Regions from separate parts of the Homo sapiens genome. Here region 2 is linked to region 1. The links are chromatin contacts, found by Hi-C or POLR2A ChIA-PET in ENCODE. All regions are on one chromosome and are shown on one strand. Each heading gives the region's core, a stretch centred on a gene start or an enhancer-like site at or near the end of the contact. The rest is flanking DNA. Distances are from core to core; before and after follow the strand shown.

Region 1 (6,597 bases), core at 593-3,092:
CCAGCAGTATACCTGCAAAGGTGCAGTACCTACATGGGGTCTGTGGAATACTCCAGCACTGCGTGGGATATCAGGCAAGGTGACTTCTACAACTGACATGCATTCAACCACCTAGATTCTACAAAGACCAAAACAAAACCGCCTTCACTTTTCTGAAACTGTTGGTGAAGGAGTCCCTTTCTCAGTCATTAACAAAAATAATGATCAGTTTTCCTATTTTAAACATTTAATACACTATTGAAAATATCAAAATGCATAAATCCAGAAACCCTGGCTCTCTTCCAAACTCCCTATTTACGGCTAAAGAGAAGGGCTGCTGCAGTGGCTTCATGCCCTGCTGAGTACCCAACTGGTAAGCTGAACCTGGCCAACAGGTGCCCAGATATGACTGCCCCTCCACACACGACTTCTCCAGCATCCATGGAAGAGGAACCTTCATACACAAGGAGCCAAAAGCATTTTCCAGACCTCTTTAAGAAACTGGAGAATAGATGAAACAGGACAAACTTCAAAAGAAAAAAAATTTAGGATTAAAACAAGGGGAATGAAGTGTGTCTAGGGATTCAGGACAACGAGGCCTGCGATCTCCTAGTAACTAGGAGAAACTAGGCCTGCGTTTCTCCGTTAGCCTTATGGCCTTATAGTCAGCTGATCAGGTGAAATCGAAAATATACCTTGAACAAGAGATCACCGTGAGAGGAGTAAGGCAGTTTCTCAAAAAATTAAAAATAGAATTGCCGTTTGATCCAACAATACCACTTCGTGGTATATACCCAAAAGAATGAAAAGGAGAGTCTCAAAGAGTTATTTGTGCATTCATGTTCATATTATTATTCACAATAGCCAAAAAGTGGAAGCAACTCAAGTGTCCGGAGAGGGATGGACCAAGAAGCAAAATGTGGCATCTCCACACAACGAAATGCTATTCCCCCTTAAAAGGAAAGGAAATTCTGACACATGCTACACATGGATGAACCTTGAATACTTTATGCTAAGTGAAACAAGCCAGTCACAGAACAAATACTGCATGATTCTACTTATATGGCACCTACAGTTGTCAAATCCATAGAGACAGAAACTAGAATGGTGATTGCCTGGGGCTGGGGGAGGGAGGAGTGCGGAGTTAGTGACGGGTACAGGGTTTCATTTGGGAAGATGAAAAAGTTCTGGAAAGGACAGTAGTGGTGGCTGTGCCACAATGTGAGGGTACTTAATACCACTAAACTGCACATTTTTGAAAAATTTAACACTTTAAAATGGTTAAAATGGTATATGTGATGTTATGCATATTTTACCACAATTAAACGAGCCACCCTGCAGTACTAAGAACTAGGAGCCTTTAGATGCATAAGACCCATATGTCCTCTTTATAATATTATTTTTTCACAGCTCCTGTGAGTCTGAGACTTTGAAAGGACAGAATCAGGTAGCGGCCCCAGCATCCTGGGAGGACCGCCCTGTCTCTCCGCCCAGGGACTCCCGGCGCGCCAACCCCAGCTGGATTCAGCGTAACCGCCCCCCAACCACCAGCCCGGCTGAGGCCCCCACGGAGGGTCCCACGCCCACTCGGAGGCGCACTCACAGGCGCACTCAGAGGCGGGCGGCGCCGCGCCCCGAGGAAGCCGCCCTCAATGCCGAGGTGCGCTGCACGTTCTTCCAATCAAAGGGCCCCAAGGTCGGGTTCTCAAGGCCAGAGCCAACCGCAAAGAGCCTATTGCCTGTTGTCCCGCCCTCCCGTGCTGACGACTAGCGAGTTTCAAACCCGCAGGAGCCAATGAGGACGCGTGGACGCGCGGCACGCCGGTCCTGGCTACAGGCGCGGCGTTTGAAGAAAAACTGTCACTGAAGAGTCATGGTGGGGCCCGGGCCTACCGCTGCTGCCGCTGTCGGTGAGTACGACCGCTGTTCCCGTTATTCTCAGGCGTTGGAACACGGCCGGGGAAGTAGGAGGCCACCGAGTGAGTTCGTCCCGCGGGAGGTGCCCGTCCGCTCGCCTGCCTAAGTTTCCCCTGGGCGTTTTCCATCCCGGGAGCGCAGACGGGACCCCCAGGTAGACGTCTGGGTCCTGGGCGGGGGAGGCTGTGCGCAGGCCCAGATACCTCACGGGCGTATTTCCAGAAAGCCCTGCAGCAGCCTTGCAAAGAGATGTCATTGTCACCACGTTCCGGATAAAGAAACTGAGGCCCCTTGCTCGGGTTTTCACCAGCAGTGGGAAGCTGCGCGCTGTTTTGATCCACATTTGGCTCCAGGCAGAGCCGGGCGTGGTCCTCTGTGCCAGGAGGCGGGGTCTGGCCGAAGCCCGGGTCTCCTGCCTCTGGCGGGGCTCTCACTCCACACCTCTCAGCCTGCGGTGGTTAGAAGTTGATTGGTTAAATCTGCACCCAGGGCTAAGGCTTCTGCGTTCCCTAATCTCTTAGATGTGCTTGGAGCCCTTTCCTACCTTTCAAAATACTCCTGCTCAGATGCCACTTTCTCCAAGATACGCACCGTTGTTTTGTTTCATCCATTATTCCTGTTGATGCCTACGAGGTCCTAGGCACTTTACATAACAAGCTTTAAAGATGGCATTTCTGTCCGCCTTATAGGCTTAGCAGCAGCAAAGTTTGCTAATTTGCTAGAAGTCACGGAGGTGGGACTCCAACCCCCTATGTCAGCCCCTACGCTCTACATTGCCCGCCAAGCTGTCTCTAAGGATAGATACATGAGCATCAGAGAGCAAAACAGGGCAACTCCGTTCAGATGAGGTTAAGAGTCGTTTGGCACCCCTGTCGTCTTTTTGTCTTCCTTCACATCATTATTTACTTTTAACCTTTTCTAGCCACCTACTCCCCTCATTTATGCCCTACCTCTGAACTCCCATACTTCTTTTCGTCTCTTATGGCCCTTAGATTTTACCTTATACTGTAATTGTTGCTGTGTTGATTTTATCTCCACTACTAGTTTGAAAGTTCTTGAAGGCAGAAATTATTGACTTGTCATCCCCTCACAAATGGCTTGCGTAGAAAGTCACCATAGTATAGGTGTCTGCCGTGAGCAGACCGGGCGTATTTTATCCTTAGTACCAACAAAGGAAGCCATATAAGGGTTTGTGGGTAAAAATCATCATCCCTGTAAAAAAACAAAAGACGTAAGACCAGGCCTGGCTCACCAGCTCAGGTGGGCCAGTAACAGAAATTCTTCAAAACAGACTGTTGTAGCTGAGAACAGTGGCTGTGAGCTCCAGGGTTAGAAAAGCCTGTTTTCAAGTCCTGGAATTGCCACATATTAGCTGGGTAACTTTGGGCATGACATTTACTCTCTCTGAATTTCAGATTGCAAAAACTCATTGGATTGTTTTGTGGATTGAAAGCAATAATGTAAATTTAGGCCGAGTGCTTTGACTTACGCCTGTAATCCTAGCACTTTGGGAGGCCAAAGCAGGAGGGTCACTTGAGCTCAGGAATTTGAGACCACCCCTGGCAACATAGTGAGATCCTGTCTCTACAAAAAATTTTTTTAAAATTATCCAGCATGGTGGTACACGCCTGTATTCCCAGCTACTCAGGAGACTGAGGTGTGAGGATTGCTAGAACCTGGGAGATCAAGTCAACAGTGAGCCGTGGTTGTGCCACTGCCCTCCAACCTCAGTGACAGAGGAAGACCCTGTCTCAAAAAAAAAAAAAAAAGTAGTAAGTTTAAAGAACTTAGTGTAGGCCTGGCATATAAATGATATTGTTGATGTTGATGTTAGCTTGAAGGCACATTTATAGGACTAGGGATTTTATAACATTATGTTGCAAAGGCAAAATCACTAGAGAAAAGTGTCATCTTTTAGAATATTAATGAACTGGTTAAAATCTTGAACTAAAGTTATGTCGTTTGTTTGCTTGCCTGTGTTGCAGAAGAGCGGCAGAGAAAGCTTCAGGAGTACCTTGCAGCCAAGGGAAAACTGAAGAGCCAAAACACCAAGTGAGTTTATCTGTCCACAGTTACGCAAGTTTTGTTGCCTTCTTTGTACTAGCAATTTAAAGCCTTTTTGAAAAATGTCCCTTTTGCTTAGAGTCTACTCAGACTGCACTGGGATTCTATGATAACGCAAAAAGAGCATTTCAGTCCAGGCATGACAAAAACCCCTGGGCAGTGCTTAGTCCATTGGCAAAGCTTTATGCATTATTACTGTGTGAATCTCCAAAGGAAGGAGGGAAGAAGGGTCAGTATTACCTACCATGCTGGAAGCTTTGCCTGTTTCTGCTTTTTTTTTCTTGGGGAAGTTGATTCTCATGAAGGCAGTTTTTGGTCAAGAACTTGAATGACCATGGTTCTGGCATTTCTTGCTAAGGCAGGAGAGCCAGTTACAATCAATCCTCCGTAGCAGAGTGATACCCTCTGCTCTTGGGTCATTCTCTTAGCATTTACTGTTAAGGTAGACAGAACATGTCCACTTCATTTTTATCCTTTGTAGATTCTTACCATCTTTGTCGTGTTATTTGTCCTTTCTTAGCATTAATTAATTTTTTCCCCATTTGAGTTGCTAAGTATTTATTTGAAAATTAATTTTTACAAAGTTAGCTTTCACCCTTTATTTTATCTTGGGTGTTTACTCACCTCTATTTCCTTGATTAAATGAACCTAATTCACTTATTCAACAAATATTTATTTAGTACCTATAACATCTCAGTCACTTCTGATGCTAGAGATAATGGCGCTTAACAAGACAGACATTCCTGCCCTCCCAGGGCTTATGCTGTAGATGGGAGAGACAAACATCAAACAAGTCATAATCAAAGTCCTTGTTAGTCTAGCAATTGTTTTTGGTCCATGCAGATTGATTCCTTCTAAATTCACCTCTGTTTTCCAATCCTTTTTCTGCATTTCCTGTCTCACTAGCTATATTTCATGTGTGTCTTGGTTTTTTTTTTTTTAATATTTCTTTACCCCCTTAAAGTTAGAAGAGATAGTATTTGAAGATACTGAAAACAAGGAAATTTTTTTTTTTTTTTTTTTTTTTTTTGAGACGGAGTCTCACTCTGTTGCCCAGGCTGGAGTGCAGTGGCGCAATCTTGGCTCACTGCAAGCTCTGCCTCCCAGTTTCACGCCATTTTCCTGCCTCAGCCTCCCGAGTAGCTGGGACAACAGGCATGTGCCACCATGCCCAGCTAATTTTTTTGTATTTTTAGTAGCGATGGGGTTTCACTGTGTTAGCCAGGATGGTCTCTATTTCCTGATCTCATGATCCGCCTGCCTTGGCCTCCCAAAGTGCTGGGATTACAGGCGTGAGCCACTACGCCCAGCCGGAAATTTTTTAAAGAAGCAGTTAATGGTTTTATTTGGCATTGTGTCTTCGGTGTCTGGCACATTGCAGTGCTCCAGGAATGATGTGTGAATGAGTAAGACTATATAAATATGAAGGAAACACATATATCTCATTAATATTGTGAGAATGCTAGATTTATGTATAGACAGTCTCTGTAAGGATCACAAGGCAAAAAAAAAAAGAGTAGGAGCAGTTGGTGGTCTCCAAGGGGGAGGATACAGAACTAAAGAAATGATGATAAGGAGACTTTATTAAATATAATTTTGAATTATTTTGCCATTACAGAAATTCTAATTATTTAAAATTCTATTCATAATTTTTAATCACTGTACTTCCCAAGCTTAGCTTAGAATCCTTCTGTGCTGAGGATTAATTTTAATTTGTCTTTTATAGGCCTTATCTAAAATCCAAGAATAATTGCCAGAATCAACCACCTTCTAAATCTGTAAGTAGAAATTAGTCTTTTTAAAAATATGCATTCATAAGTATGATTAGTAATAAAAATAATAAAGATGTTAGCAACCTAAAGAACATGTATTTGAAAGGTATTTCTTACAGATATAAAAACAGTTTGGTTTAATAAGAGACAATCATTTTTTGAAAAGTATGACATTTTTTGAAAAGTAGTTTAGTTTTATTAACCAAGAAAAGCCTCAAGTGAACTTTAGTCCTCTTGATAGCTAACATTTATTGAATGCTTACTGTGTGCCTGATACTTTTCTGACTTGCATTACCTCACTGAGTCCTCACAATCTTATGAGGCTACTATTAGTAGCCCCACTTTACAGATAAGCAAACTAAGTCACAGAAAGGTTAAATAGGTCGTATAGCTATTAAGTGACAAAGCTGAGAGCCTGTGATCTTAACCACTTTGGTATGCTGCCATGAAGTTAAATAGCTCAGTAGTCATTAAAAGAGAACATTTGCATTGAACCTTCCAAGCCACTTAACAAGTATATGCTTCCTAATCAATTTAATTTAGCTACATTAGATAGAATGGTAAAGGATCCTTAACTTAAAGTTTAAATGGAAGAAATTAGCCCTCTGAAAGAGGCACAGATTATTCATCTGCAATAAAAATCTCACCTTTAGTTTTTTAAAACATAGTTTTTATCTGTGTTCTGAAATGTAACTAAAACAGTGCTTCCTGAAGTGAAAAATTCTCACTGGTGAGAATTTTAATAAGTTTTAATGATTCACCAAATCACTTCAGTCATATTTCAGTCATATGCATATGCATATATAGACATATAAGTTTTTATCTGTGTTCTGAAATGTAACTAAAATAGTGCTTCCTGAAGTGA
Region 2 (7,302 bases), core at 2,010-4,509, 490 kb before region 1:
TGTGGAGACCAATGAGTCCAGGTGAGTAGTTAACTCCTACTCACCTTCCACTCAGGTTACATGTCATTTAGAGACATCTTCCTAATCAGCTTGAGCTCATTCTCTCTTGCACCCCCACCCCATTACACCCTGTTGTGTTCTTCTTAGCACTTATTCCAAGTAGTAATTACACATTTATTTCTGTATTTACTTTTTAAATATATACCCATCCCCAGCCTACCTATCCCTAGCCTGAAAGCTTCATGAAGGTAGAAATCAATTCTATGTAATCAGTTCTATTAAAATGTTTGCCACATGGTAGGCATATAAAATACATGTAGAATGGATAAATGAATGCAGGAATATTTGAATGCTGGGGACAGACAGGAAGGTATTGGTTAGGTAAATATTTAGGAGGTAAAACGTGGTCTTGTGAGTATTCCATATGCAGAGAATGGAAAAAGATAAAGGCTATTAGTTGATTCATGTGACATGTTTACTGAACACCTAATATAATTTAATAATGATCAAAACGAAAGAAGTCTTCCCCTCATGGAGCTTTCTATCTGGTGATAGAAGACAGTTATGATTCATACATATATAGTTATGCAAAAAATGTAAAATTAAAATTTGGACCTAAAGATGCAATTAAATTTATCTATGATACCTCCCCAGTCCCCCCAAAATTCCTCCCTTGACTATGAGACTTTTTCTTCCCCTCACTTTCAACCAGATTCCAAACAGCAGTTATATTTGATGCTACCTTTCTATGACAGCCATTCAAGAAAGGTAAAGCATGTTATTAGAACACCCAAACAGAAGCCTGAACCTACTCTGCAGGATAAAGCAAAGCCACCGAGGAAGTGACTCAGTGCTGAAATATAAAGGATGAGCAGGAGTTAACTAGATACGACAGGGAGACAAGAGCTCCAGGAGGAGGGAACAGCATGTGCAAGTGCCCCAAGGCTGGGGACACACTGTTACTTCCAAGGTTGTGCAGAAGACCGATGACAGTGCGGTGCAGAGAGTGTGGTGGCAGGTGGCAGGAGGTTGAGTGGAAGGGGCAGGCCCTGAGCTTGCATGACAGCTGGTATTGTTACCAACCAAGACAACACTAGAGGAGGAGCCCCCTTATCACCTAAGAGGAAATCTCCAATAGAAATTGAAAACAAAAGTTGGGGGAAGGACCTGACTGGGGTTACCTGGGATGCCCATGATGCCATCATGAGATGGGTAGTAGGTATGACAATAAGGGTGTGTAGGATCACCAAGGATGGCCTTGAAGGGGGAGAGAAACACTGAGAACTAAGAGAAGCCTGAAGGGAGAAAACATATGTCATGGAGCAAATAAGGGAACAGAACCCCATTAAAGCAAAGCAAAAAGCCTAGACTGAAGGTATAAGGAATCAGGAGATGGGATTGTCACTAAAATCTCTTCAAGAGGGAGAACATGGCACCCTCCAACCACTCACTGTCCATCCATGGCCACTCATCACCAAGCACATGCTAAGCAGGAGGCACAGAGCAGGCTGAGCACCGAATGTGAAGGGAGGAATGGGCTGCAAGTATAGCTGCTTTTTGAGAAATTTAGTTGAAAACAATAGGAAAGAAGAGTATCATGGTCAAGGGAAGAATTTTTTTTGTTTAATGTATTTTGAGGTCAGGGGGTGGAGAGGCAACATAGATTAATTTAATTCCATTTGTACGTTTAGGGGAAGGACCTGGTATAAAAGAAGAGGTAAGTAATGTTTTTAAATGGGAGGATAATTGACGGAGTAGGATTCCAGCACAGGTAGAAGGGCAAGAGATCAATGAGAAACACAAGCCGCAGCTTTGCCTAGCTGCTGTCTTTCGGCTACAGTTTCCCTTAGGAAGACAAGTGTAAGGCACAGAGGTAACCAAGGGTCATGCAGCAAGTTGGGGGTAACAGCAGATGCAGGATGCTGCTTTCCAGCATGCCAGCCTCTTTTACCCAGTCCAAGGGTCTCATGTGTCCAGGTAACCCATAACCTCATGTGTGCTGGCATGATCCAGTGTGCAGACTTTGGACACTGGGATTCCATGGCCCTGGGACACTTTCTTCAGGAGCAGTTGGAGGCACAGACCCTGGCCTTTACTCCAGAAAGGCACCAAGCCAAGAGGATTAGCTGGGAGGTGGCACATGGAGATCACAGACCTGCAAGTGAGCAGCTGGGGAAGGCAACAACACCAAGCTGAGAATGCCAGGGACTGATTCGCATGGACAAGGCCTTTCCTTTGTGGAAGGCGTATAGGCCTGGCATGATTTGAAAGGCACCCAAAGAGGCCACTGCACCTCTCACTATAGCCCTGCCAAGGCTCAGCTATCACCTTGACACTCTATGGGACTAAAGCAAAAAGCCCCAGATAGTTAAGTGGAAATTTTTGCAGAACACCACATTGAGCCATTGCCACTTTAGGACTGGGCAGAGCCGCAAAAGATAAAGCAAAAGGATAAAGAGGAAAGTACTGAAGCATGGGATTTGGGGGTCCCACCATGCAGAATCATGGGAATCCATGCAACAACCATAACCAATGTAAACCATTTTTCTATCACTTGTATATAAGAAAACACTAATTACAGTAGACAAAGACAGGGCCCCTGCCTTTGAGTAACTCATAAAGAAACTCAAATAGAGAAAGTTACTGTTCAATGCAGTCAGTGCTATGATAGGAATTTGTGCAAAGGACTATAGGAACATGGAGAAAGGATTTCCACATCTTAAGGGTTTGGATATTGGTGCATATAACAAGAATTTTGGTCAATAAGTGTCTCTGTTTTCTTTCTGCCATCCCAACTACTCAGAGCTCTATAAAGGATGAAGAAATTACCAACAAAGTCCTAAGACCTCCCTGAATGGTCACTTTTCAAAAGGATATGTTTCTGGACAGCAAGCTTCACCTAGACCTTTGCTGAGCTCCAATCCCTTTACTGTACGATAAGTCCTCTCTGACCCCAGGAAAGCTTGCATTTCCCGTCTGAGTACCTTTCACTCAGGAACCTGCTTGCATCCGGCCAGGCGGTCTTGTCTTCCTCCCCCATACCCACCCCACCTCCCCACTCACAATCCTCCAGACATACAAAGAGTCTTTGCTTATGAGGCTTCAAACCTCTTCCTGGGCCACACCTTCCCCCCTCACCCCACTTCCCGCCCAACCAGGAGGCTCCTACTCATTTTTGGCTTCCGGCCTCAAAGCCCACCCCACCTGCAGCTGCATGAAGAGGTGGTCAGCACAGTGGGCGCCAATCGTCCCCCCAACCCCAGTGCAGGAAGGAAGTCTGCACCCACCTCTGGGCATTTGGTGGTGACTCACCCAGAAGAGTCCACTCCCCCACACCGGACACAGGAAAGACAAAGGTCTTTCCATTGCAGAGACTCAGCTTAAAACTTCAAACCATAGGGGCCATCTCCATCTGCAGCCAGCAGGCTCTTTCCAAATTCTCTTTCCTGCCTGTCCTACAGCCACACTAAATGTCTTTCAATTTCTTGAAGGCACCAAGACTTTATGCATGGATTTCTTTCCCCCTGAAGAAAATTCTTCACCTAGTTACCTCCTAGATACTCTTCCTTGCAGCTTCCCTCTAACCACTTACGGGTCTCCCCAAGCACCTGGACTTATATCCTTCAAGAAAGATAACCATTAACATGGTGATTCCTAATGTGTCTTATCATATCCCCCAAAAGGTTCGAAGTTCCTTGAAGGCCAGGATTCTTGTCTTGTTCAAGGTTGTATTCCCAGTGCTTTGTACCTGAGTCATGATAGGCACTTGGTCAATGTCTTGAGTTGAAAAGAAATGAAAACCATAATATACAAACAATCATTATTATTGTCAGAAGAATGTTGGAGGAGTATGAAGAGTTATTCTCTTACGCTTAATTTACCAGCCATCACCTGGCCTAAACCAGTGGTTTTCAAAGTGTGACCCTGGCCTAGCAGCATTAGCACCATGTGGAAACTTCTTAGAAACATAAATTCTTAGTTCAATCCCAGACCTACTGATTCAGAAACTTAGGGCATTGTGCTCAGTACTCTGTATTTTAATAACCCTCACTGCCAAGTGATTCTGATGCACACTGAAGTTTGAGAAAACACTCCCTAGTCCTAGTCCTACTCCCAAGATTGGGTCATAACATTCAACCATGGGAATATTACAAATTAGAAAAACGTTACATTTATAGCAAGATTTGTTTATCTAAATAAACACTTCTCCATCCTGGTCCCCCTATCTTCTTTTTTTTTTTTTTTTTTGAGATGGAGTCTTGCTCTGTCACCCAGGCTGGAGTGCAGTGGTGTGATCTTGGCTCACTGCAAGCTCTGCCTTGCGGGTTCATGCCATTCTCCTGCCTCAGCCTCCTGAGTAGCTGGGACTACAGGCGTCTGCCACCATGCCCGGCTAATTTTTGGTATTTTTAGTAGAGACGGGGTTTCACCATGTTAGCCAGGATGGTCTGGATCTCCTGACCTCGTGATCCACCCACCTCGGCCTCCCAAAGTGCTGGGATTACAGGCGTGAGCCACCACACCCAGCCCCCCTATCTTCTTATAGGGGTTTAAGTCAGCAGCAGGCATAAGTTTTGTTAAGCTCCATTCGATAGATAAAAACACTAAGGTTGAAAAAAAAACCCACTTTCTCAAATGATAAGACTAAAACAGGCAGTGTCAAAGAAGGGATCAGGCCCAAGACTCTTTCCACAGTAACACAAAGTCATTCAGAAGACAGTCAAATAAAATAAGCACCAGAGAATTCACCGTTTAGGGGCCAGAAATGTGAATGCATCTTTCCCAGCACTACAATGCTTGCTGATAACGGTAAATAACCTCTCAGGTGGCTTCCTGAGGGTTTGGGTTTCTAAGGATGCGAGTCAGTCCTTCATAATAATTAAGAGCAATGTCCCACACAACTTACAGCGTCGTTTTCTTTTTTTAAAAAAAAGGCACAATACCCAATTCATGCCACCCCAGAATGGCATTTTTTTTAAACCTGCTTCACATTTGTAGAGGTGAAGAACCTCCACCTCTAAGAAACCTTGCTTTCAGATATAGAGGTCCCAGCCTAAACACCTAGGTTTGGGTGGATACGGCCCGGAAACTTCTGGAAAATGAGGACAAAGCTGGACTGCTGAAGGTCTTGTCTGTGTTTGGGTGGCTGTCTGGCGCCCCCTTGTGTTCAGTGCCTGGACCCAAAAGAGCCGGAAGGCAACAATGATGCAGTGAGGGCAAATGGCTACAGCAATTCACAAATGGCACTCTGGCCAGTGAGGACCAGAGGAATGGGCTTAGGACTGGGCAAAGGCCCCTCTGCCCACCATCTGGGCTCTCCTGAAGGCCCTCCAAGCACTCTTCCAGCCCTAGTGGAGAAGCAGTCACTAGGAAGACTTGCCTGGACAGGCATAGGTGGAAGCTGTGCCCAAGCTCACCCGTTGTGTCCACCAGGAAGATGGGTCATTGCATCCTTCTTGCTGGGTGTTTGGCCAGAGGGCTTTTCCTCCTGACTTACTGCCCAGGGCAGAGGCTTAGAGCACCCCCACCTCCCTTTTTTTTCTTTTTTTTGACGGAATTTCGCTCTTGTTGCCCAGGCTGGAGTGCAATGATGCGATCTGGGATCATCACAACCTCCACCTCCCAGGTTCAAGCAATTCTCCTGCCTCAGCCTCCCGAGTAGCTGGGATTACAGGCATGTGCCACCATGCCCAGCTAGTTTTTTTTTTTTGTACTTTTAGTAGAGATGGGGTTTCACCATGTTGGTCAGGCTGGTCTCGAACTCCTGACCTCAGGTGATCCGCCCGCCTCAGCCTCCCAAAGTGCTGGGATTACAGATGTCAGCCACTGCACCTGGCCCCCACCCCCTTTATTAAAGGGAAATTGAGTGTTCTGCTGAAGACAGCTTGGGCCCCTGAGGAGACATTGCAAGGCAGTTCTGAATGTGCTAAGTCAGTGGGTGATAATGGGCACTGTGTGCCCAGCAAAGGCACTTCCCACCCTCGGCCATAAACAGTCTTTAACTGGTTCACACAGAAGGCTGGGGTTGGCTCTTCCTTCTCACCTGCCTGCTCCCTGACTCCCACACTGCAGGGCTCTACCTTCCCAGTCATATCACCAAATCCTGCCCTTGGTGTGAAAAAGACCATGGCATGTTCAGCACAAAACAGCAGAGCCAATGACAAGCATCCAGGCATAGCTCTAGCCCCAGAACAGGGCTCCCCTCAAGGAGCAGCCCTGATCTGAGCCTTAAATTCTGGATGGATCTCAGCTCCTCCTCATATAAGCTGAGTTAGACAAGTCATATAAATCAGAGCACTAAAACTCTCTGAGCCCCAGTCTCCTCATGAGAAAAATGGAAATCTCGGCCCTGAAATTAGCCCAGTATGGCTCTAGGTACTATAGAGTTGAATATGTTGGAAAATCTAACAGACAAGTATCCTCTTGCCTCTGAGTCTTTGCACATTCTGTTCCCACTGCCTGGAACAGTTTTCTCCCCTCTCTCCCTCACTTGGCTAGTACCTGTTTATCTTCAGTCTCAGCTTAGACCTCCTCAGGAACCCTTCTGTGTTTCCTTGAGCCAAGTCAAGTTCCCCTCCAGTGGTTCCCATAACTCTCTGCATGTCACCAGTCCCAAAAGTGGTCACAAAATATGTTAACTGGCTGTTTGCTGGTCTAGGACCTCACTGTAATAAACCCCATGAGGGAAGAATAGGGATCATGTCTGCCTTATTCACCTTGGCATCATCAGGGACCTGTGCAGTGCGTGGCACATAGTTAGCACTCAATACAAATGGATTTGACTGGATAGATGGGCTCAGAATGAAACACAGGCTGGGGCCAGAGAGCAGAGGCCAAGTCAGGAAAGCAGCTAAGGGAACGTGTACACACATCCATGACGTGGATAGATTCCCACAGTGGCCTGTAGCCCCTGTGTCAGTCCTGGAACCCAGTGCTATCTATGCCTGTGAGGACCCTGCACCAGGTCCCTGCTGCTCTGGCCTATTAGAGAAAGAAGGAACCTTGGGGGTCATTCAGGCCAGAAGTCCACAGACAGAGCTCAGGCCTTCTCTGCCCAAGCTCTACCAGAGAGTTTCTGCTTTTATTCTTTTGTATTTTTTTTTCTCAATGAGGTAGTGTTTTAAAATCTGGTTCCATGAGGAGAAGGAGAAAGGTGAAAATCACCTGTGCCGTCATTTTACAAAAGGAAAAGAGACTCTCAGAAGAGAAGGGGTTTTCCCCAAGGTCAAACGGCTCAGTATTGGTATGGGAAGACCCCACATCCTCAATTCCTTACACACTTTTCAGAGGGAGGGAAGAAAA

What was found. Hi-C counts contacts between places; a loop is a spot of excess contacts on that map. ChIA-PET counts read pairs that join two places held with the same protein, here RNA polymerase II (POLR2A). Pooled maps may share reads with other maps.
Region 2: a pooled map shows a loop between it and region 1 (3-fold over the local background). The contact joins the enhancer-like site here to the promoter of CKAP2L in region 1. A Hi-C loop is called at or near these places in 2 of 50 pooled maps. POLR2A ChIA-PET finds 5 or more read pairs at or near these places in 2 of 52 experiments (Caco-2 and activated CD8-positive, alpha-beta memory T cell).

The regions. Positions count from the first base shown.
Region 1 is chr2:112,759,854-112,766,450 of GRCh38, reverse strand. CKAP2L (cytoskeleton associated protein 2 like) reads left to right here and starts at 1,842. Exons shown (of 9, transcript NM_152515.5): 1 at 1,842-1,889; 2 at 3,882-3,948; 3 at 5,687-5,738. The coding sequence starts at 1,853. RefSeq lists a silencer at 1,463-1,622 and an enhancer at 2,073-2,212.
Region 2 is chr2:113,247,213-113,254,514 of GRCh38, reverse strand. The region is part of intron 2 of PAX8 (paired box 8); the gene reads left to right. PAX8-AS1 (PAX8 antisense RNA 1) reads right to left here. Exons shown (of 6, transcript NR_015377.2): 2 at 3,609-3,748. Among named protein-coding and RNA genes, the nearest start is that of PAX8-AS1, 15 kb to the right of the region's middle. Within about 2 kb of position 3,259, at least 3 of the 41 ENCODE cell types and tissues checked have a DNase peak (open chromatin) inside an H3K27ac peak, as active enhancers do.